2 separate regions of the Mus musculus genome follow, and region 1 is linked to region 2. A link is a loop called in an ENCODE intact Hi-C map of the cell type or tissue named here. Cell type or tissue: gastrocnemius. All regions are shown on one strand. Each heading gives the region's core, and the rest is flanking DNA. Links, peaks and the distances in the headings are about the cores only.

Region 1 (16,892 bases), core at 4,730-12,729, 150 kb before region 2:
GGGTAAAAACAAGGTCCTCCAAATCCAGAACCTGCCTTGGAGCCAGAGCCTGGAAACAGGCAAAGCACAAACAGGCTTAGCAGGTGAGCTTTCCAGCCACAACAGCCTGCGGACAGCCCGGCACTCACCTCTCCACCCTGGTCCAAATCCATGGTTTCCAGATCTGTGTCCATTCGGGACTGACGGACTCTCTCTCTCCGGGACCTTTCTTCCTGCAGCAGGGGAGAAGAAAAAGCACAATCATGTACATTGTTCGCCTGAGTGCTTGTCCCGTGCAGTCCCTTCTGGATTGGGCTTCAATCATGGTGCTAAATCATGTATCCCCAAACCAAAGACATCACTTTATTTTGAGACCTGCCAGAGACTATAAAAATAAGTAAATAAATCAGTCAGAGGTAGCAAACACAGTGGTGATGCAGTGTTCTAAAGAGGAACGTCAGAAGCAGACTGTCAACAATTAACCACCAAAGGCAGGGAGGAATGGTGTTCTACATTAAGCAGACATGCTCTTTTCCCAGGTTGTAGTAAACAGGTTCCCCATGGCACTGGGGATGAAAACAGGATCTCAACCACAGAAATGAGTGTGCTGACTCTAACTTGCACCCTGAGCAACTCCAGAGAACGCAGAGATATGGTTCATTACCTCAAACACTGAACAAGGAACAAGACGGACAGACAAAACAGTCCTTACTCTGATCAGGTCCTCCTTCTCAGTCTCATGGAGCTGATAGAGGAACTTGGAGAGCTCTGGATCAGCTTCCATCTTTCCCACGATCCTCTCCTTTTCAGGTTCACTCTGAGCACTGGCCAACAAGGTACAGTATAAAACTGCCAAACACAATAGGGAGAGAAAGTTGCAGACAGTGAAATAAAACCTCCTTTTATTCCTGAGCAAACAGAAGGTAATTAGATACTGAAGCCAACACAATCCAGCAGACTCTTGCGCGTGCGCACACACACAGCAAGAAAAGTGCATAGTCTACTCACTCATCATCCTGTGCTGCCGCAACACTTTAATGAAGTCAAACGTGTTGAAACCAAGGAGCAAAACCAGTTGGTTCTCACATTCTCGGTCATCACTTGCTGTCTGGAGAGAGAAAATAAGACTGTATGAGTACAGCCATCTGCAACCTCAAACACTGTCCCTGCACTGTCGGCACTGCAGTAAGCATAGCTGCCTTCCAAACACTGACCCTTTCTGACAAGACACATGGAATACAAGTACTATTTTATCCATACCTTCAAAATCTCCAACACCTCATCTGCCTTCTTCTGTGACACAATGGCATCATCATAGAAACGACTGAGCTGTCGCTGCAGCCAGAAGGCATCGATATCCCGAGGGTGCAAATCCTTCTTCTTAGAACTCATCAGTTCGCCTGAGGCTACAAGCTAAGAAGGAAATCAGGCATGTGGCTCACTAGGTCTCTTCATCATGCTCCACCCAAGTTACCTACCATCCCATAGGCTACCTGCTGAGGCCTTTCCAGAAAGCAGCAGCTCTATTACACTGCATTCAGGAGCACACCAGACTAAGATTTCATTAACATGTGTCTTTGGGAAGAGAAACAACTGACTAATGTCCTAAGAAAATCAAAATACTGACTGTTTAATAAGGCTCAAACTGAGGTTGGTGGAACACCTGCAATCCCAGCACTAAGAAGGCTGATGCAGGAGATTCCAAATTCATGGCCAGTCTGAGCTGCCCAGCAAGTTTTATGTCAGAAACACACACACACACACACACACACACACACACACACAAAACACCACTGGCACAGGTCTGTAAATTTACCCCACTACTTAGAAAGCTGAGTTGACAAAGCTCCAAGACTTGCATGAGCTATAGCGTAAGTTTAAGTCCAGCTCAGACAACTTTGTGAGGCCCTTTCTCAAAATAAAAATGTTTTTAGTCTCTTTAAATACTGCTCTATAACTCAGTGCTAGAGCATTCACCATGCACAAGACAGTAAGTTCAACCCCAGAACAACAAACAAACAAAAATAAAATACTCAGAAGGGCAATGGTGGTGCATGCCTTAATTCCACCACCTGGGAGGCAGAGGCAGGCGGGTCTCTGAATTCAAGGCCAGCCTGGTCTACTGATCAAGTTCCAGGACAGCCAGGGTTACACAAGGAAACCCTACCTTAAAAGACAAACAAAACACTCAAATACTCTTGTCATTACAATGTTATCTATGTATCAAATTTTAAAAACAACCCAAATACCCATCAAAAGGAAGTCTGGAAGGCAGGCACAGTGGTCCATGCCATAATTCCAGCATTCAAGAGGAAGGATGAGGAAGACATCAAAAGTTTGAAGCCTGCCTGGACAACAACAAAACTCCAAACCCCAAAAGCTGAGAACGATGACACTAGCTCAGTGGTGGAGCACTGGCCTAGCATGCCTGAAGCTGGGTTCAATCCACAGTAGCCACCACCCAGAAAAACCAACCACGGCTCAGTGAGTGTCTTAGTAAGAGGAAGTCCTTCACTTAGAAGCAAGCTGGCCTACACTAAAACAAACTGTACTTACATTAGCAGAGAGGGTGCAGCGCACAACAGCTTCGTCCCCTTCCATGTCATCATCAGAAGCTTCTTCTCGGACTTCCCCATACACATCTTCATCACCTTCCTATGGAGACAATGTTACCTGTAATACAATCTCAACACAGATGTAGAACTGGCCCTGTGTCATACAGGTCCTGCTTTCTATCACTCTAAGTAAGCTCCATACTTAGAACAACGGCTTTGGGGTAAAGCCAATAGTGTATCAACCATATTCCAGGAATATCAATGGAATGACCATTTGGAATGGGTTTATTAGATGTATCTATCCTCTTTTCTGCTTCTCACCTTAGCTGCAAATATCAAACACTGGGATCATATGCTCCTTCTGAAACACAGATAATATCAAACTAAGACTACTGGCTAATGGAGGAGCTATGAAGACGAATACACAGGAAAGTAGATTGTGAGCCAGAAATGTAGACATCATGCTTAGTTTGCATAATCTCAACTGTGGACTGTGGACTTAAACATCATGTTCAATAATTAACATCTGTTAAATAAATTGCTACGAGCAAGGAAATCTGTATCAGGTTGTTCCTAATTAAAACTACAAATTAACAGCTGGGCAGTGATGGCACATGCCTTTAATTCCAGCACTCAGGAGGCAGAGGCAGGTGGAACTCAGTAAGTTTGAGGCCAGCCCTGATCTAATGAGCTAGTCCAGGACTGCCAAGGCTACACAAAAGAAAACCCTGTCTGGAAAAAAAAAGAAAGAAAAAAAGAAAGGAAGGAAAGAAAGGAAGAGAAAAGAAAAACTCTACCAATTAACTATTCTGTAGGAAGTAGCATTTTGTTTTACTAAAACAGAAACCGAGGCAAAATGACCTGCCTAAGATACAGGCTCAAACTCAAGATTCCTTGGCTCTCAGTTCAGTGCTCACCCTGACTCCAGTAACATCTTATCTTCCAGGACATTTCAGGACTGGTACTTTCTTTTTCAGAACACAAACTCACTCACTGAAAACTCTAAAGTAACCAACTTTAAAAATGACAGGCTGGAGAGATGGCTCAGCTGTTAAAAGAACTGACGGCTCCTTTGAAGGTCCCGAGTTCAAATCCCAGCAACCACACAGTGGCTCACAACCATCCATAATGAGATCTGATGCCCTCTTCTGGTGTGTCTGAAGACAGCTACAGTGTACTTATTTACAATAATAAATAAATCTTTGAGCAGGAGAGAGCAAAGGTCCTAAATTCAATTCCCAGCAACCACACAAAGGCTCACAACCATCTGTACAGCTACAGTGTTCTCATACATAAAATAAATAAATCTGAAAAAAAAATGACTTAAGAGACATGTAGAGAATTTCACTATGTAGCCTAGCTGGCCTCAACCTCTTGACTGTTGGGAATGTAGGCACTGTGTTACCATTCCTGGTTCAACTTTCCTTTTTCAATTGTCCCACTATTCATATTTAGTTATAATCTAGAAGTGGCAAGCTTTAACCCCAGGAGCTGCTACAACAGCTAAATAGCCAAGTACAATTACATCCATACTCTTAGGTGAATATGCATTCTTAAACTAGCAATTAGCCCACAACTCGAAAGCCGTGAATTACTATACTATGGTTAAAACACTCCAGCAGGACACAACGTCACTGAAGATGTGCTTTATCTTTTTTCTTTATTGATTAAATGGGTTCTGACAATTTCATGCACGCACACAATGCATACCAAGCTCTCTCTCTCTTTTTTTTTAAAGATTTATTTATTTATTATATTTAAGTACACTGTAGCTGTCTTCAGACACTCCAGAAGAGGGCATCACATTTAGTTACAGATGGTTGTGAGCCACCATGTGGTTGCTGGGATTTGAACTCTGGACCTTCGGAAGAGCAGTCGGCGCTCTTAACCACAGAGCCATCTCGCCAGCCCCCATACCAAGCTCTCTTACTGCAGCTCCCCACACCTCACGGAGCCTCCTCTTCCCTACACATCTGTTTCTCACACTCATGCCTCCTTGTGTTATTTGTGACCCACTGAATTTAACCATCAGAGACCAGAAGGCTTAGAAGTGGTTACAGGACTGAAGATAATGACCCCCTTTCCATAATCTATCAATAACCAATAGTTAGGTAGCAGGGAGAAGACTCCTCCCCAATCTCTGACTGGGTGTTGACAGGGCCAGTCTTGGACAGGCCCACAGTAAGTAAGTGCAGCTGCTTGAGTTCATGATTGCAATAACTGCACTGTGCCCACAGGATGGCATTTCTCAGTCCTCCTTCCTACTTTCATTGGTCTATCTGGTTTATTATAAACTGTCAGTGTACACCTACTAGTTTAGATTAGCTTCTAAAAGAACCTAACGTGAACCACAATAACTTCTTAAGCAGAATGACACAAAATTTGTAAGTATACCACAAAACACTGTAAAACGCATTTAGCTAGGAATTTCAGTTTATGAGAAGAGCTCCCACTACCTTGGTAACATCACACAACAGAAGGGATCCATTTAAAGCCACTCACCTCCTCATCAGACTCAAACTGCACGTTCACACCATAAGTCTCATCAATGTTGTCATCTGAGGAGATGTGGGATTACAAAGAGAGGGCAGTGGTTAGTGTGGAGACACTCAAGCCCATTTCCTCAGCTGCCTGGCTTGCTTACTCTCAGGCCAGAACACACAGACTTAACCAACACGAAAACAAGCACCAAGGCCTCTCAAGCCTGCCAACCTGGATTCTACCCTGCTCTGCTTCTTCAGCTCCTAAGCCCTCCCTGCTCTCTCTCACTGTCTACACAATAGGTCTCAATTTAAAAATGGCTGCCAGGGTGGCAGAGATAGTTCAGCTACTAAAGGATAAGGCTCACAACCAAACATCAAGAGATAACTCTCCACTTTATTCTTCTTAGGTGGGTTTTGCTTAGGAACCCTGCAGCTGGAACTTGCTATGCAAACCAGGCTGACTTGTTGGGATAAGCCTGTGCCAAAAGGCCTGCAGATCACCATTCTCTTTAAGCAACACAACATAAGCTATGGAAACAATGCTATTCTAAAATTTTAACAAAGATGCTGAGTATTCAACAGAAAGGCCAACAACCACAAAACATGGTCTGGACACAAAGAGCTCAGGTACCCATATTCTGTATCTCCTTGTCGCCACCGTAGTCTGTGATCTTCTTGCCCAGGTTTACCAGCACATGGTATCTGGTATCATCTGTCTGACCCAGCAGCAGGTCAATCTCCCGTCTTCTCTCCTTGTCTCGAAGCTTTTCATTCTTCAGCACAGCCAGGACTTCATCAGCTGCTCCACAAAGAATATCTCGAGGCTGAGAATACAAACAACGTACAACAATAATATGTAGAAGGGCACTGACCAGCTTTGTGACAATATAAAGTAAAGAAGCATGCATCTTCAAAACTACACAAGCTGGAGATGTGGCTCACAAGTTAGGACTGCGTTGCTTTTGCTCTTGGGTTCAATTCACAGCACCCACATGATGGCTCAAAAGAAAAATCACAACTCAAATTCCAGGAGATCTGAAACCTCTTTTGCTAAGGGTACTGGGGCTATATGGTGTATATACATACAAAGCAAACAAGAAAATATGCAGCATCCTGGGCTTTGAACACTCGTTAACAGGACACAGTGGCACAAGTCTGCAATCCTAGCACATGGGAAGCAGCAACAAAACCAAAGTTCAAGGTCATGCTTAAATACATAGTGAGTATGATGTCAGCTTGAGCTGCAGGAGACCTCATCTCACACCAACAAACAAAAGCAACCTTCAAGCCTAGAGGGAGCTGTTGAGGACTTAACACAGTGTTGCCTCATGTGCTTAAAACTAGTGAGCTCCTGGAGACAGCCCGAGCGCTTGGGCGTGGGGGCATAGGTGGTCTTCAGAAGCAGAAGACAACTTGCACAACAGCTTGCCACATGTCTCTAGGTGAAAGAGGCACTCAGCAGCCTGCCTCTGACCTGGAACATGTTCACTACTTCTCTGCTCGAATGGTACTGCCCTCCCCATCCTACTGGGAAAATCCAGAGGTAAGACTGGCTCACCTGATCTCCCAGCGCAGCCTGGATGAAGCTGAGCAGCACCTCGTAGGTCTCTCGGGTCTCCTTCGTCTTAGGCTTGTAGATGATGCCCACCATCTCATCAATGCCCTCAGACAGCAGCGTGTAGCCTTTCATCTTGTTCATGTCATGCCGGTCCTCATCACGTTTTCTCCTCCTAAAGGACATACAACATGATGCTGAATGGAAGAACTGGCCATTCCTAAGCCAAGCTTACCCTTTCTATACGTCTAATATGTGAAGGCAGGAACATGAATCAAAATGATTAACTCCTACCAGACCTTAGTGATTTGAAGAAGCACTTCTTTATGGGACAGATTTATAGAAAGAAAATGTGCCATCTTCTGATATGCTGTTACAATGAGATACAGTCTCCATTATCTTAAAATGTACATCTTTTTATATCCATATGAGATTTTATAATATGATTTAGACTTTTTTTTTAACCTTAGATGCATCCATCACTTTTTAGGAGTGAGAGAAACTAGGCTCCAGTGGAATTTACTCTTAATGACTCCCAATAAACAACTAGAAAAGACGTCAGACTCTGAAAACTGAAGGACCAAGGAACAATAATTAAGCTCTTCTAAAACATAAGCACTCAAATCAAACAGGGCCTGGGGATTGTTAAGACTCCATAGTAAGAGAGAGGAGAGGGCTGGAGAGATGGCCCAGCGGTTAAGAGCACTAACTGTTCTTCCAGAGGTCCTGAGCTCAACTCTTAGCAAACACGTGGTAGCTCACAACCATCTGTAATGGGATTCGATGACCTCTTCTGAGGTGCCTTCTTCATGTCTGAAGGCAGCTACAGTCTGAAGATGAGCTATAGTGTACTCATATACATAAAATAAATATTTTTTAAAAGGGGAGAGAGAGAGGGACGGAGGGGAAAGAAAACACAATTTTCCGGGAGGTGGTGGCACAGGACTTTTAATTCCAATCCCAGTGCTCAGGAAACAGAGGCTGGTGGATCTCTGAGTTTAAGGCCAGCCTGGTCTACAGAGCAAGATACTCTGTTCTGAAGAAAGAAAAGAAGAGAAAAGAAAAGAGAAGAAGAGAAAAGAAAAGCAAGGCAGGCAAAATAAAGTAAGTAGTATTTAACTTTTGAAATGAACCCACCAACATGAAAAGACAACAGAAATCATCAGGAAGTGCTGGGCAACAAAAGGAGAGAAGGGTTGGGGAGAGAAGCTTGTAACAACATGGTGGAGGTGAATTACAGAGAGGAGATTAACTCAAGTCCTGAAAACAGTCGGGGATGGGGCTGGAGAGAAGAGTCGAGTTGTTCACCCCAGTACTGCTTTCCAAGAGGACCCAAGTTCAGTTCTTAGCCCCACACTGGGTAACTCAAAACCTCCTGTAACTCTAGCTCCAGGGACTCTCAAACCCTCTCTGGCCTCCACACAGGCATCTGCATACGTGTGCACAAACCCACACGAACATACACATGCACGTAATTAAAAATAAAACAGATCTTTTAAAAAGATAACCGGAAGAAAATTAACATCTATGAATCAGAAACGAGTCAGTAAAAGGTATCAATAGATTTTGTTCCACTTCATTACACCTAAATCCAAAGAAGCTCTAAACCTTGGTTGTTGTGCACACACCACTCATCTTCCATATAAACTTGAGTAAAACTACTGCTCTAATGCTAAAGATGGGCTTTACATTAGATGGAAAAATAGCATCCAGCATCCCCTTAGTACTTACTTGGCCCGTCTTTCTTCCTGCATCTGTGGTTTGGTCCGTTGAGCCTTATCTCCCATTCGGGTTCCCTCCAACTTCCCAACCAGGGACAGAACCTCTCCCGTCGGTTCATCCCGGCGGGTCCGGTCAATGAGAGAGCGGTCAGCTTGGAGCACAAGATTTGAGTTCTGAAAAGATCATACTTTATCAAAACTTTGATATGTATAGTTTTGAATCCTGTTATTACAGTGACAGCAGATGATGGGAAAACAGTGGAATAAAAAAAAAATCATGCTCTTAAGAAGAAATAACATAGCATTACACGATGCGCGAGCACTATTGCTGTCTGAGAAGGTGAACGACCAGCGCTCCTAAGAGCATCCACAACAGCCCACATTTGGGTAAAATGTTGGGCACATTGCGGGTAAAGAGAAGAAGGTGCGAGTTTAGCGCTGAGGGGGCTGGGGAAAACCCAACTCCTAAATTCTCAAGCGCCCCAAATTCCACGGGGTTTTTCCTTCGTGTTTTAATCCATCCTTCACCCAGCTCTGATCTCCCGCTCAAGTGTCCGTGGCTGTCCACGACCTCCCCTGTCTGCACCGGTCCTTCGAGACCACACGCACCGCCTTGTACTCGTACTGCAAACTGCGGGCAGTCACATCCGCCATGGCTGCTGATGCTCCGGGAACTCAGGGTTCCACTCTTCTTCACGCTCCGAACCGCTTCAGCGAACCGCCCTGGCACAACAGGTACAACGCAGGACGAACGTAAGGGACGGAGAAAAGAAACGGACTTGCTTCCGCTTCCGGGACGCCCGCTAAACGTGAGACTTTCCGGTTACTAACCACTGCTTCTGGGCGGGGTTTGCGGAGATGTACAGTAGTACATCCGGGTCAAGGATTCCATTGACCGACGAGACACACGCGCGTGCAAATTGTGGTTCCAGGCATCTCTACCTGCGACAGAGCCAAGGCCCAACCCCTAAGCGTATGTTGAAAGTCCCTTTCTGTAATTCTTTTGGTTTCTCATACCAGCCATCCTGTGAGGCAGGCAGACATGCAGGCAAACGGAAACTAAGGGATAAGGAAGCTGAAGGTTCAAGCAAGTTAGCAAGACAGGCATGGTGGCGCATTCCTTTAATCCCAGCACTCGGGAGGCAGAGGTAGTGGATTTCTGAGTTCGAGGCCAGCCTGGTCTACAAAGTGAGTTCCAGGACAGCCAGAGCTACACAGAGAAACCTTGTCTCGAAAAACAAAACAAAACAAACAAAAAACCAAAACAACAACAAAAAGACAAAAAAAAAAAAAAAAAAAAAAAAAGCAAGTTAGCATGTACCTAGTTCTAGTAACCGACTGGATTTCTACCCCAAACCCCTTTCCGCAAGACTCTCCCCTGTGTCAGCTGACTGACGGTAGAGGAAGAACTATTTGTGCCCAATCTTTTGTCACAGCCTGTCAGGACTTTAGGTGTGCGGATTACAGCATATGTATAACTTTGTCCTCCTCAATGTGACACGAATGTTTTACTAAAGAAATATATGAAAAATAAATAATATGTATGGAATTACTATTCAGTTTTATTCAGCAGTAGTGGTACCTTTTATGTAAAGGTGGTATTTAGTCTTTTCATAATTCTCTACACAACACTGAAAGCAAAACAGTGAGTTCTGCTTTCCCTTGATATTTAATAAGCACGAGTGAACCTTAAGTCTGTGTCCTAATCCACCCAGCCATTTTGCTGGCAATTTTTTTTTATTGTTTGGTTTATCATTTACATTTTATTCTATGTAGATAGGTGTTTGGGCTACATGTATGTTTGTGTATCATTACATGCAGACTTCCACGAAGTCCAAAAGAGGGTGTCAGATCCCCTGAGACTGGAGCTGCAGATAGGTTGTGAGTTGCCATGTGTGTGGAGGGGTTGGAACCCAGGTCTTCTCAAAGAGCAGCCAGTGTTCATAACCATTAAGCCATCTCTCTAGCCCTTATCTGGTTTTTGAGAAAAGATCTCCTGGAGTCCAGGCAGGCTTCAAACTTGCTATCCAGAGACTTCTCTTGCACTCTTGATCCCCCTGCCTCCAACTCATAAACACCGTGGCTGCAGCTATGGATGGTTGTGACAAGCTGTACCTTATCATATTTAACAGTAAGAGCAGCATAGTAACCCTAGGTTGGACTCATTTACTTTTTTTCTTCTTTATTAGTAGGAAGAAGTTTTATCGTTTAGGGGGTCTAAGAATTTGCATTTCAAATATAGTTACCTTCCCAAATGGAGTTCCACTTGGAAGATATAAAATAAGCCCTTGTCAATTTTTTTTTTTTTTTTTTTGGTTTTTCGAGACAGGGTTTCTCTGTGTAGCCTTGGCTGTCCTGGAACTCACTTTGTAGACCAGGCTGGCCTCGAACTCAGAAATCTGCCTGCCTCTGCCTCCCAAGTGCTGGGATTAAAGGTGTGCGCCACCACGCCCAGTGCCCTTGTCAATTTAAAAACTGAATGTTATACTGAAAATAAGAGAATTATTTTATGAAAGTGTTGACAGTCTTGAATAACTTTAAAAATTATAATTTTTTTCTATTTATTTATTTATTCTACGTAACTGCAAACATCGCTCTCTTCAGACACACCAGAAGGGGGCACCAGATCCTATTACAGATGGTTGTGAGCTACTATGTGGTTGCTGGGAATTGAACTCAGGACCTCTGGAAGAGCAGTCAGTGATCTTAACCATTGAGCCACCTCTTTATCCCCTTTGGATAATATTTTTAAAATATATTTTTTAAAATATTTATTTATTTATTTATTATATGTAAATACACTGTAGCTGTCTTCAGACACTCCAGAAGAGGGCGTCAGATCTCATTACAGATGGTTGTGAGCCACCATGTGGTTGCTGGGATTTGAACTCCAGACCTTTGGAAGAGCAGTCGGGTGCTCTTACCCACTGAGCCATCTCACCAGCCTCTATTTTTAAAATATTTACTTGTATTTTCTGTTGTGTGGGGAGGTCACAAAGGGGCACCAGGGCCCCTGTAACTAGAGTTATAGTTGTCAACTGCCATGTGGGTGCTGGGAATTGGGCCTAGGTACTCTGCAGGAGCGACAAATGCTCGTAACAGCAGAGCCATCTTTCCAGCCCTATTTTTTTTTTCATTATTTAAGGTTGGAGAGTTAGTTTAAGGAAAAACATGTAGATAAGCAAGTAACTACAACAAAAGCATGGTGAGAGATAATATCTTCCTCATATGTAGTTTCACTAAAATTAAGATTACTGTTATTTAAATTTAATGGGTGTATATATGTATGATTTGTGCAAGACAGGGTGACTTGTGTGGTGGGGTGCAAGTGCCACGGTGTACGTGTAGTGATCAGAGGACAACTCTATGAAATCAGTTCTCCCGTTTCATTTTTCTGTGGCCTCTGATGCAGTGAGCACCTTTAGATTTCTTATCATTTAGGAAACACACGAAGGAAAACTCCAGGTAACTTAGACAATTTAAAAATATATATATAAATCTAAAAGGGTTTTAGAGGTATGGGAAGAGAGAGGTATAAATATTGTGAGGATGGTTTGAGTTCTGTGTGTATGGTGTTCACTCACCACTGTGATAGAAGATGAGATTTACTCAGCTCTCCTGGAGTCCATTTGAGTGTGTCCTCAGAAGTGGGTAAAAGTTTGAGTTGAGAAATATAAATCTAAGATTTAGCTCTTGAAGTTTTGCAGAACAAGTGGTTAGAAGTACCTGAAGGAGTCCTTTCCATCCAGGCGGAAGGGACTCTGATGTGGTGTCATTTGTAATTTGATGAGGTTATCAGTGTCCACTCTTGCTCACTAGTTACCTGTCTTCTGGGAAGCCACTGGAGGGAATCTAGAATGAGCCTTGAGTTCTCTTACATATAACTTTTTTTTATCTTTAAAAGTTACATTTTCAGCTGGGTGGTGGTGGGACAGGCCTTTAATCCCAGCATTTGAGATGAAGAGGGGAAGGGAAGGGGGTGCTTATTCTGCTGCTTCTCCCTGGAAATCCAGCAGATGGCGCTCTGATTTCAGTCTTTCAATTTTCTTTGCTTCTGCAATCCTTTTCCTCTCTATGTACTTGATGTTCTGAGTTCTCATCAGCTTAGCTGCTCAGCTGTTACTTCTTCCTTGCTCTCTTTAAAAATACGAACTCCATCCTGGATTTTGGCCGGAGTCACTTTAATGTAGAATTCTTCTGAAATTTTTTCAAGAGCCTTCTTCCAGAGAATTGTGAAGAAATCTTGTTTTTTATGATGGTCATTTGCTCGAAGTTTGTAATCTTTCTTTTTTTCCAGAACCCAGGTGTTTTCAAAAGCCAGGCTGGCTTCGTTCTCTTGTGTTCTCGCTGCCGGGTCTTGGCAACCTTGGGAAAAGCCACCGATATGCCTACTGAGGTCTAGGAAATGCTCAGCAAATTCCACCACCGCAACCACACTACCTAACCTGCTGCATCCGACCCATGGCCATATTTTCATTGCTTTAAAGAAGCTTTTATTCTTGGATTTGGTACGCGATTAAAAATATTTCTAATGCTATTTTGTAGATCTTCTCTCGGGATTTCTTCTGAGGAAATGGCTGGTGTTTCCTTGATGAAGGCACATTCACGTTTCCTAGTACTTACATGATTTTGGGACTCTGTGTCTTCCAATATACATAACTAATTAGTTAGGTCCTATACCATTTTGTAGATGTGACTCAGATAAATAGAATTCTGAAGAAAATCTGCCATTTAACTTTTGGGTTCTCCATCAATTCAAATGGAAGTTGTGGAGTAGCCAAAATATATATAGGGCAACTATAAGATTCAGGGTGTTAGTGGAAAAACTTCATACTGTGTGTGGAACTGGACACCTCTAGGAAAACTTATTTAGTATAAGAAACACCATATCACATCCACCAGATATGATCGTGAGGGTCATTTGTTTAAAGAATGTACTGAAATAGGAAAAGGGAGATATGGCTAGCATCCTCCTCATCTAAACCTCTGGTTTGGCCAACAAAATGAGGAAAAGAACAGTTGAGATAAAGGTGATAAGAGAAATAGAATATGCCCTTCAAGTCCAAACTTTGGTGGGAAAGGAGAGAAAAATCTGTAATAAAAAAAGCAGGAAGGGCCTTACTGTTGGCCTCTTACAAGAACCTAGGGTTATCAGGAAATATTCAGCACTTAAACTTCAGGAATTAGGGAAAGCTTTTAAATTAGCAATAAAAGAGCCTGGTGCAATCTAGCTCATGGGGCTTTGGGACAAGAAAGAAATCAAATGGAATCAGTCTGACAGCTGTGAAAGGAGGAAAACTGAGAAACACAACTTCCCATCCTTCATTAAGGGTCAGAATGCATGACCCGAGACTGTCTGAGGGAAGTACATGCCTAATAGATTGGCATATCACAGCCAATAGTAACACATGGCTAACTCCATCTGAAGGCCCCCTAAATGGCAGGGGCTGGAAGACCAGCGAAGCAGGAACAGGAGATCTGAGTTCTGAGGGAACTTAGAATAAGAGACACTATATTTGAACCCCAGTTCACGAGGACAGATAAAAGAACATTCACGTGAAGAGCTAAGCAAAGTTTGACCCAGCAAATATCCAGGTCAGTAAAGAACTTTAAGAACCGTGAGGAGCAGTTTGGTGGGGGTAAGAACTTTATATTGTAGAAAAGGCTTTTGCAGGTCAGAGTGACCATCAAGGAAACAGTATCTGTAAAGTGAGAAAGCCCCACCCCCACCCCCTGGCCACCGACGAACTAAGAGTATGGTAAAGCAGAGGAAGAGGTCTGTCTGAGTTACTTAGAGATAAACCTGGAATGCTTTATGTTAGCCAGAGTTCCTAAGAAAAACATTGCTGAAAATCCAAATTTTGTGCTAAAGGGCTTCTGGAAGGCTTTAAAGCATGAGGAATGGTTGGCAGAGGGCATCTGTGATAAAAGAATTCAGGTGAAGATGATCAAGCTAGAGGTAGGTAGGTGAATATTCCTGAAGACTAAGTATATTTCTTTTTAGAAAAAGTTCATGCTATAGACTCTCAATCAAATTTGTTGAATGGTGAAGCTCAAGCTATAGCAACAGCTACAGTGACAACCCTGCACTCTCCAGGCCTAGGGATCTAGCAGGTGCATCAGGCAAGAGCAAGGCCATGTGTCCCTTTGGTCCCAAGTAGGTCTATTCACATCAACTCAGATCCAGCGAGTTGGTCATGGATAGAGAAATGTATGAAGACTCCATCCAGGAGCTCCAAGATACAAGAACATAACAACTCAAAGAAAACGACTGAGAATTGTTTAAGCTAATTAAGTTAGATTTTCTCCATGTTTTGTACCCACCTTGAACTGTGGAGGAATTGATATTGATACAAACAGATGAATTCATTCCATGCTGTGTTTGATATTGCTTATGTTCAACTTTAGTATCTTCTTAATTGTGAACATCTGGGATCACCTGACACTTGCATAAAACAGATGAAACAGACTTTTTGAGTGCTTCAATTGCATCATCTTTGTAATCCCACCATTTGTTATGGGGTGGTGCTTTAGGACATTGCTGTGTACTGTCCAGTCTCTGATAAAAGTTTTGTTACATGGATAACACAATGCTCAGCTTCGAGTGTTTTGCAGATTTGACAAGCCATTAGAGAGACACCCAGGTACAATGGTACTTCTGCCTACTTCAGAGTCCTACCAGGGGCATAATTGAAAGGAAAAGGTACAAAAGGGAGCCTACTTGTGTGAACAGTGATACTTCCAGAAGGCTCATGGTAACTAAATGAAAACCCCACTGCATGGATGGGCTGCCTACCTGAGAGTTGATGGCTGTGGAAACCCTAGAGCCCCCACAAACCATAAATTCTATTGCTATACTTGCTGGTTGTATGCCAGAACTAGAAAGTAAGACTGTGCTTGCTGCTTGCTGAAGACGGTGCTTTGGCCTGACCTTCACCATATAGGACTTGCTTCAATTAAGCTGGAACAGAACTAGAAGCTCCCACCTTGCTGGACTGTATCATAGTGTCAGAGGATACCATGAAGGTTGCTGGTAAAGAACTGTCACCCACATTCCTGCTTACCTATGGACCCTGATTGCTAACACACTGACATTCCAGACAGAAATGAGAAGAATGTTCCCCTCATTCAGTAGTAGTGAGGCTGTTATGGGTAAGACTAATAGCTTTCTGATTGGATTTAAGGCCCACTCCACAGGAGGGAGTTCATATCTGGCTTGAACAAAAACCTCTAGATGGGGTGGTCACAATGGGGAAGCAACTTCTATTTTTTTTAAATATATTTTATTAGGTATGTTCTTCATTTACATTTAAAACGCTATCCCAAAAGTCCCCCATACCCTTCCCCACCCCCCACTCTCCTACCCGCCCACTCCCACTTCTTGGCCCTGGCGTTCCCCTGTACTGGGGCATATAAAGTTTGCAATACCAAGGGGCCTCTCTTCCCAATGATGGCTGACTAGGCCATCTTCTGCTACATATGTAGCTAGAGACATGAGCTCTGGAGGTACTGGTTAGTTCATATTGTTGTTCCACCTATAGGGTTGCAGACCCCTAGACTTCTTTTGTTTTATTAGATGGTATTATGTGTGCCTGTCAAATTTCCTTATAAACAACTTGGTTTTATGTCATAGATCATAGAAGATGTCAGCATCAACTCATGAGCACCATTGAAGCTCATGTGATCAAGTGACTGTTGTGGTTCTGTGGCCTAATTTTCAGACTCAACACATGTAAGATACATAAGGCATCCCTAATTCTTAGATACAACAGATATGGAAGTCACCCCTTGCAAGGCCTCAGGGACCATTACAGAAGAGGTGGTAGAAAGAATGTAAGAGCTGCAGGATCAGGGTGGAGTGCTCTAGGAGACCAATACCTTACATCCTACAGGGAAGCTCCTTATCCAGAAGTTACACAGTTCAAAGTAGCTCCAGGAAGTCCCTGAAACTGACCAGATACACTAGGGCACCCTCTCAAGAGTAAACAATAGTGGCTGCTGAGAGTTTCTTTAGGGAAGCAGAGCTACAATGAAGATTCTCAGACAAAGCCAGCTGCAAAGGAGACTTTCAGACCAGACTAACTGCCAAGAAGAAGCAGAAAGCAGCCAAAGTGCCTAGAAGATATACAGACCAATTGAGTCACTTGAAAAGGACGTGCTCCAACCAACTGAGCTACCCCCCAAAACTCTCCAATTTGTGGAGGAATCTGTAGCCTGTAAGTATGCTCCCATTTCCCAGCTTTTGTGAGATGTCACTTGTGTTGGGTGGACTTTGCTGATGCCTCTGTCTTCGAGTCATTTCTGCTTCTGTAAGTAACCTCTCACCCATAATTCTCTAAGTAACCCCAATGAAATGTATAGTTTACCAAGTTCAACTCTGCTGCTCTGCACTTTGTTCTGTCCTAGTCTCCCTATCTGGTGTGAATAGAAATCTGTGTTGTGTCTCCAAAAGATAAGGGAGCACTTGAGATAATCTGATGGCGGGAGGCAAGCCTAAGAAGAGAAGCAACAGAAACCAAGGTTACTTGGCATCATCAGAACCCAACTCTCCCACCATAGCAAGTCCTGGATTCACCATCACACCAGAAAAGCAAGATAT
Region 2 (8,000 bases), core at 1-8,000:
AACTCTCAAGGTCACTGACACGACTTTATCTCTTCTTCATTTTCCCAAATGTGTTCTTTGATACTTCTTCCCACAGGTATGGTTGCAAAGGGTACTCCTAAAAATTCTGCATACTCTGTGCTATTGCAAAATGTATTTCACAGGCAAACGGGAAGAGGCCACAGGAGTCTACAGATTTTTTCTCAATTATTTCATTTAATTACACACCTATTATCAGTGTAAATTTGTCATATTTCAGTCAACAGCCTAAAAATAAAAAAATTTTAAAAAAAAGCACACAAGAGCAACATTAGGCCACCTCTCATATATGGAAAAAGTCGGTAAACACTGCTTTCTATATAAGTCATCTTTGTCTGGATTTGGAAGGCATTGCAATAATCCATAATTTTCTAAATTGTGCTTTTGTATTATTGTAAGTCAGACCATGAAGATACACACGTAAATCCTAGGCAAGAAATCTTCAAAAGATTAATGGTGTACTGGTAGAGTAATGTTTAATGATGAACTTGTAAGAAAGGAATTCTAACTTGGGCTTGACTTTATTGTCAGCTTTCCAGGGACTGTAGAAGAGGAGCAACAGTCTTATCTGGAAAGCTATTCACTATAAAAAAATCATTATGGTCCATTTGCAGTATCACATGCACTCAGCACTAAGTTACAGGTCAGCAGGAGGGCTAGCACTCTCTCTCCTCTAGCTAGCGGCTGTCCCTGCTTGGATCAGAACTCTAGAGGTGGAAAGTTCCAAGCTATGTGACTGAGCCCACTGTAGGCTTAGTGCCCTAAAACAATGAGATGGAGAATTCGAGAAGGGGGCAAATTCCAGCCTATGGAAATACAGGGATTTCTCTCATTTGGGATTTTTCTTTAAATTAAAAAAAGTATTTTATGTATATCAATGTTTTGTTTGAATGTACATCTGCACACCAGAAGAGGGCAGTGGATCCCAGAGATGGTTATGAACTGCTATGTGGATGCTGGAAATTGATCAGGATCTCTGGAAGAGCAGCTGGTGCTCTTAACTGCTGAGCCATCTCTCCAGGCTCTCTTTCTATCAGGAAGTTAAAAACCACTGTCTCGTATCAAATTAGTGCACCAGCCATTTTTGCCCTTTCCCTATGCTGGTACCCCTTTCTGCAGAACTGTGTATTTAAAAGTACAACACCTCAACTAGTCTCTCATGTTCTGTTTCTAAATAATAAAGCACATACAACAGACACAAAACCACACAGACTCTATAAGGTCAGCCCCTCACATCACCCTGAACACTGTCCACTGGACAGCCTTCTCCCTGGGTCTGGACAGTCTTTGCGTCTGTTTGTTGCTTTGTTCTGTGTAAACTCCTTAATGGCCGTCACCTCTACCATCACAAACCCACCAACCACATCTGGAATGCCAAAATTAAATGTCTAGGAAAGAAATTAAGGATGTTAGACCAGGGAGGGAAATGGATTAAAAAAAAAAACAGAATTATAACTCCTGCCATTTTATATACCATATCATTCATCATATCTATATCATTTCTGGGAAATTTTATAGCCACCTCATTGAAAGATTAACAAATTTTAAACATAAACCCTGTGCTTCCCAAGTTGTTTTTTGGTTCCCAAGTTGGTCTTTCATGGAAGCAATAAGAAACCCTAATTAGTCGAGAGGCAGAGGCAGGCAGATTTCTGAGTTTGAGGCCAGCCTGGTCTACAAAGTGAGTTCCAGGACAGCCAGGGCTACACAGAGGAACCCTGTCTCAAAAAAAAAAAAAAAAAAAAAAAAAAACAAACCAAACCAAACCAAAACCCCTAATTAGGACAGCTGGCTAACCAGCAAGCTCCCAGAATCTGTCTTCACCACCCAATACTGGAATTACAGGCATGCACAGCCATTTCATATGGGTGCTGGAATTTGAACCAAGGTTCTCATGCTTGCAATAGCAAGTGTTAAGTTCTCTCCCCAGAGCCTCTGAAAACATTCTGCACAAAGAACAGAGCTTCCTCAGACAATGTCAGACCATGACCAAACAACAGCTTGGACAGCACAGGGTTTATGTGGCTTACACTTCCACATTGCTGTTCATCATCAAAGGAAATCAGGGCAGGAACTGATGCAGAGGTCATGGAGAGTACCGCTTACTGGCTTGCTCAGTCTGCTTTCTTAAAGAACTCAGGACCACCAGCCCAGGGAACGCACCACCCACCATGAGTTAGGCCTTCCCACATTGATCACTGATTGAAAAAAATGTCTTAAAGCTGGACATGACCTTATTTCATGTTCATCTCTGTATCTGTCACAGCTCTACTAAGATGACTAGAAGAAGTATTTGCCAGAAAAATTACACAAATAATAAGGAATGATGAATATGCTCAAGACTTATCTGGTAACAAAAGTTCCAATATGCTTCTTAAAATTTTACCATATGTGGCAGTAACATGCATTATGCGCAAATCTTTTTTTAAATTAATGTGTATGTGTGTCTTCATGTATGAGCACATGCATGTGGGTGCTTACAGAGGCCAGAAGAGGGCATCTGAGCTAGAGTTACAGGCAGTTGTGAACTTGCTGTGACAACTTATCCTCTGTAAGAACAATGCAGGCTCTTAACTGCTGGGCCATCTCTCCAGATCTCATGTGCAAATCTTACCCATGGCTTATTTTGTCTTGGAAGGCAGATAAGGTCTTTAAGTTTAAGGACATAGTATATAGTATCAGAAACTTGAAACCAATAACTAGGAGCAAGTTTAAAAAAAATCTCATATAGAATATAGTTCTTAGGAACCTTTCAATAATATTAAGCACATAGTCACAAATATGGCTTTACTTTTGCATTATTTGAAAATGAAAACTTCTCAGAGGAATTCCTAAAACGAGAAAATAATAATTATGAGGACACACACAGAGGCAGGAAGCAGGCAGGATGCTGGAGGGAGGTAAGCATGCCAAGTTCTCAACTTTACAAAGAAACTTACTCTTTCAGCCCTGTCTCGGCACTGTTTCCAGATATATCAGAGCCCAGGGAAATGCCAGCCGGAGACTGTCGTCCAGTGAAGCCAGATGAAGAAAATGATAGTCCATATGGTTCAAAATTGAGAACTATAATTTTAAAACAGCAACAGTGGTTCATATTAAAACAAAGCATAAAAATAAAATGTGAGATTCCATTCACTACTGAAGTAATTAAAAGGCTGACAGCTTTCCAGAAGAGAGCTTTATATCTAATCTAACCAGTCCTGTGCAGCACGAGTACAGTGGCCGCCACTGACTTAGGTCTGCACAGAAACAAGCGAGCCTTCACTTTATCCTTTTATCTCCCTACAGAGCTAAAAAGAAATCAGTCAGAAAAGGCAAACTATAAAAGTAAACCAGGTACACAGAGAAGTTGCTGCTATTACAAGAATAAAAGAGCAGTGGGCTAAAGTGCAGTGGTGGCCACGGTCTGCTTAAGGAACATTCCGGGTAAATGTTTACCTCAAATGAGTGGGTGGCACTCTCAATGGGAGTCTTCCCTACTCAAAAACAGTGTTTACTCATTCACATGCTAAATCTTTTGAATATGTATATAACCTAAATCAATTCAATCAGAACCAGGAAATTCCTATTATTATTGTGGCAGAGGAGATGCCAAACATCCATTCCCCTTTCTTTAAGAAGCAGACTCTTCCAGGCAGCCAGAGGAGACATTTTCAGATTCTGCTGCCACGTGGCTTACATGTTCTGGTCAATTAAATTATTCACATGTTCTGCGTGCAACATCTGGGAGAAGCACCTGTAAAGAAACTCCTTTCTCCCATTTCCTTTTGCCTACTGCTTATACTGCAGGTTGGTTGCTGACGTGCAAACAGCCATCTTGAATCATGAAGTGAAACACCAAAGATGTCAGAACACAACGAGAGACGGAATCTGGAGTTCTCATAATTACACAGCTAAAACCAAACTACTTGATTGTCTAGACAGGAACGAACAATAACCATATGTTTTGAATAAGACCTCATTTTTAAAAACCAATTAGCTAAACCTAACTGTAACTGGCAAACCTATCAGTTCAGACGCAGGACAATGCATCAAATGTCACTCCAGTATGCAAAGCTGTGACCATCAGTAAACTAAAACAAGTAACAGAGTGAGAAAGGATGGAAGGGTTAAAAATAGAAGGTTCATCATCTAAACAGTGTGTGAGAAGGGGCTGAAGAGTAGGCTCAGGGGTTAAGAACATTTGTTGCAGCTGGGAGGCGCTGCAGGCCTTTTATTTACTCTGGAGACAGGGAGGCAGAGGCAGGTGGAGTTCTGAGCCAGCTAGAGAAACTCTGCCTTGAAAACAAACAAACAAACAAACAAACAAACAAAAAACGGAAGGAAGGAAGGAAGGAAGGAAGGAAGGAAGGAAGGAAGGAAAAAATAGAACAAGGGAAAAAAAAAGAAACATTTGCTGCTCTTGGGAATTCCCAGGTTCAACTCCCAGCATGGTGGCTCACAACTGTCTGTAACTCCAATTTCAGGGAATCCAATGCCCTCTTTTGTTCTCTAAAGGTACTAAGCATATACAATTCACATATAGACACACAGAAAAATAAAATAAATAGAATAAATCTTTTTAAAAATTAAAAAAATTAAGACGGCAGGCGCTATATTACAAAAAAACAAAAACAAACAAAACCCAAACAAACAAAAGAACCCAATCAAAGAAAAAACTAGAGAGACTCAACTCAACTACCATCAAAATTTCAATGACATTCTTCACAAAACTAGAACAATACAAAAAGTCATATAGAAGCACAAAAGCCACGAATATACAACGCTATCTCAGGCAGAAAGAACACCACTGGTGGTGTTCATAGCTGACTCAAACGTCACTAGGAAGCCAGAGTGACAATGGCAGCAGACCCTGGAACAAAGATGCACGCAGGCCAGTGGAAAGAACAGAGACTTAGACAAAACCACACATATGCTCATGGAATTTCTGACAAGGGTTTTAAAAACATACATTAAAAAACTCAATACCCTCATCAACAATGGTGCTGGCAAAACTGGGTACCACCTGCAGATCCCTATAGAGAATATGCTTAGAGATAAGAATTTTCTGAACAAGACCCAAAAAGCACAGGAAGTAGCATCAAGAATTTACAAGGGATTATATAAAATAAATAAGTTTCATCATAGTAAATAAAACAATCAGCTTAGTGAACAGACAGCCTACAAGATGGAGGAAAATATTTGGAAGCTATACTTCAGAGAGGGAGTTAAGATCTGGAATACATAGAGCTGAAAAAAAAATTAACAAAACACCAACCACAAAAAAACAAACAAACAAAAACAACAACAACAACAACAAAAAACCCCTGCCAATCAATAAATGGGCTAATCAAATGAGCAGTGGATAGTTCTCAGAAGAAAACACACGGCCGGAAGTATTTCTTCAAAGTGCCCAACATCCTGCCTGGATATTGGCCCACACCTTTAATCCCAGCACTGGGGAAGCAGAGAGGTAAGCTTATCTCCAAATCTGAGGCCAGCTTGGTCTACACAGGAATTCCATACAGGCAGGACTACATAGAAAGTTTATGTCTCAAAAAAGTGTTCAATATTCCCTAGCCTTCAAGGAAATGTAAATTAAAAACACCTTGAGCCTCCATCTCACGCCGGTCAGAACACTAGACAGAGGGTGGAGAGGATGAGGATGGTGAGGACGAGGTGAGAGAAGAGGCCTGACCCCTATAGGTGGGAAGGAGGTCATGCACCACTATGAAAGCCAGGGCGGGGGGCGGGGGGTCTCCCAAATTGTGAAACACACAACTGCCAGATGACCTAGCTGTACTACTCCTGGGCATATACTCAGAGGACTTTATATTCCACTACAGAGACACTGTTCATCCACACTTATTGCCGCTCTATTCACAATACCAAGAACCAGCCTGAATGTCCATCAACAGATAATGAAAATGTAGTGCATATCCACAATGGATTTTACTCAGCTATAAAACAAATGTAATTAGGATACTTGCAGGAAAATGGGTAGGTTTTTAAAGTACATAAAGTGACCCAGACTCAGAGAACCAGATGTCTGCATGTTCCTCACACATTGTCTTCAGTGTTATGTATTCTCATATGTGAATGTCTAGGTCTAGGCTTGCAACTAGACAGGGGACCACGAGGGAAAGTGCTGAGAACATGGGAGACCACACAGGAGGCCACTGGGGGTAAAAGGGAGAAAAAGGGTATGTGGAGATGGTGGTGGTCAGAGAATCAACAAACACAAATGTGTGCTAAAATGCCATAATAATACTTCGTATACTCGTATACTAATTGAAAATTACTTTAAATAAATTTAATAAAAGTTTTAATCAAAAGCTCTGTAAAAGCTAACAATATGCTTAGCAACTCTTTGACCCCACCATTTGTAACAACGTGTTCTGGCATAGCACAAACAACAAACTCTTGAGGTCTTTCAGCCTGGAACTGTCATGAGTGTCGCTGTCCTGAAACCATAAGCGACAGTCCACACTCCTCTCCATTTTACAGAAGCAACTTCCAGGCACCATGCAAACGACTCCGGGGTCTCCTCTCCACCAAGGTCACTGTAAAGACCCTCTCACAGGCTGTGCTGTTCAAAAAGCTCTTGCCCTTGTGAGTTCATGGCATAACTAATTAGAAAATCTTGTTAGAAAATCTAATATAGAGACTGTTCACAGTGAAAATGAGTCACTAGCCTACAGTGACCAGGACTGCTTCTGGAACCTTTCTCGACATGCTCACATTATTCAGTGCCAGCCCTCCCCAGGTGTGGTGGCACACGACCTTAATCCCAGCATTCTGGAAACAGAGACAGAGACAGAGACAGAGACAGAGACAGAGACAGAGCCAGGTAGATTCTTTGTCTGGAATTCTTGACCAGCCTGCACTACACGGTAAGCACACCCTGCTCGGTAACAACAAAAACTAAAACCAAAACAAACCGATTCATGATAAAGAGATGGAAGTATACCCTTTTCCTGAGAGAGCTGTTCCTCTTGGCGCTGGTGATGGGGCTTATAAGGTGCTGCTCCCTGACTGAGTCCTTCAGCCACAAAACCATCCAGAAAAGATAAAGACGCATCTGCCTGCATTAAAATTAAGCAAGTCAGGAGTTAACAATCAAACATGCATTGGGAGACTAGATTGTACATTCATATAACTTTGGCACAATTATCTTTTAAACTTTTTAAAGAGAGACCCTCTCTAGGGTCTAGTTGGGTAAGTCAGCCTGATTGTACCCTCCAGATCTACTGTAAATCCCACACCCAGTGCCAGGCCTAGGCAGGTCACCCTTCCCTATGCTACTAGTAAGCTCTATACGTCTGCCAAGACCTGCCCTACCTGTTCACAACCTTCACGCCCCCCCCCCCCATATGCCACAACCAAATTCTTCACCCAACCATATCTTGCACATCCTTTTCCAGTGTCTAGCCAGGTGAATCCACCTGATCTTCCTTTTGTCACATTCACCCTGGTCCCCAGATCTATTCCCAAAGTTCCAGGCTTGGACCAGGACCCACATCCTGCACACCAACCCAGTACTCTGTGGCTACCTGATCTTATCTCATCTAAGCCATATTCAACTTCTAGGCATAGATGGACCTGCACATCCTGTGTTCTGTCCCAACCTACTCTGTCTGTATCAGACACAGAACTAAAAGAAGTCTATGTAAAAATACACATATCCATACACAGTTTAGGTGAAGTTTTCTCATTTGGGCTGACACTGTTACCCTAAGAGCCATAGACTATCTGACCAAAAATTTCACACTAAACACGAGGAGCCCTCTTTTGAGCTGTTAGTCAGGGCTGTCCAAGAAACTCCCCAAACACATAAGCTGCTGCTATTGTCCTTGGTGCTTCTCAGGAGTGGACGGTAAGTAGAAGACACCATGTGTTTTGGGCACAGGATCCAGAGAACTCAAGTTGTATCTGATCTTGTGTTGTACAGTTTTATGTCAACTTGACACAAGATAATGTCATTTGAGAGGAAGGAGCCTCAA

The links. Hi-C counts contacts between places; a loop is a spot of excess contacts. Peaks named below come from ENCODE experiments on the same cell type or tissue, not always from the same donor. Only the 100,000 strongest peaks of a DNase experiment are listed, where the experiment ranks them.
Region 1: it touches region 2 in a loop (2.1-fold over the local background); 3 of 42 quality-filtered maps call a loop at or near these places.

Annotation. Positions count from the first base shown.
Region 1 is chr2:127,200,549-127,217,440 of GRCm38, reverse strand. 1810024B03Rik (RIKEN cDNA 1810024B03 gene) reads left to right here and starts at 9,161. Exons shown (of 2, transcript NM_198630.2): 1 at 9,161-9,266. Snrnp200 (small nuclear ribonucleoprotein 200 (U5)) reads right to left here and starts at 9,055. Exons shown (of 45, transcript NM_177214.5): 1 at 8,903-9,055; 2 at 8,304-8,467; 3 at 6,576-6,747; 4 at 5,649-5,841; 5 at 5,037-5,092; 6 at 2,536-2,634; 7 at 1,240-1,392; 8 at 988-1,087; 9 at 692-828; 10 at 129-212; 11 at 1-49. The coding sequence starts at 8,947. In gastrocnemius, for the core only: CTCF peaks have their summits at 10,915 (motif pointing right) and 12,299 (motif pointing right); DNase peaks (open chromatin) are centred at 8,406, 9,124 and 12,307; H3K4me3 peaks cover 2,168 bases; H3K27ac peaks cover 1,570 bases.
Region 2 is chr2:127,051,262-127,059,261 of GRCm38, reverse strand. Ap4e1 (adaptor-related protein complex AP-4, epsilon 1) reads right to left here. Exons shown (of 21, transcript NM_175550.3): 15 at 6,968-7,082; 16 at 2,958-3,081. Among named protein-coding and RNA genes, the nearest start is that of Blvra, 15 kb to the left of the region's middle. In gastrocnemius, for the core only: no CTCF peak of the experiment used is centred there; no DNase peak of the experiment used is centred there.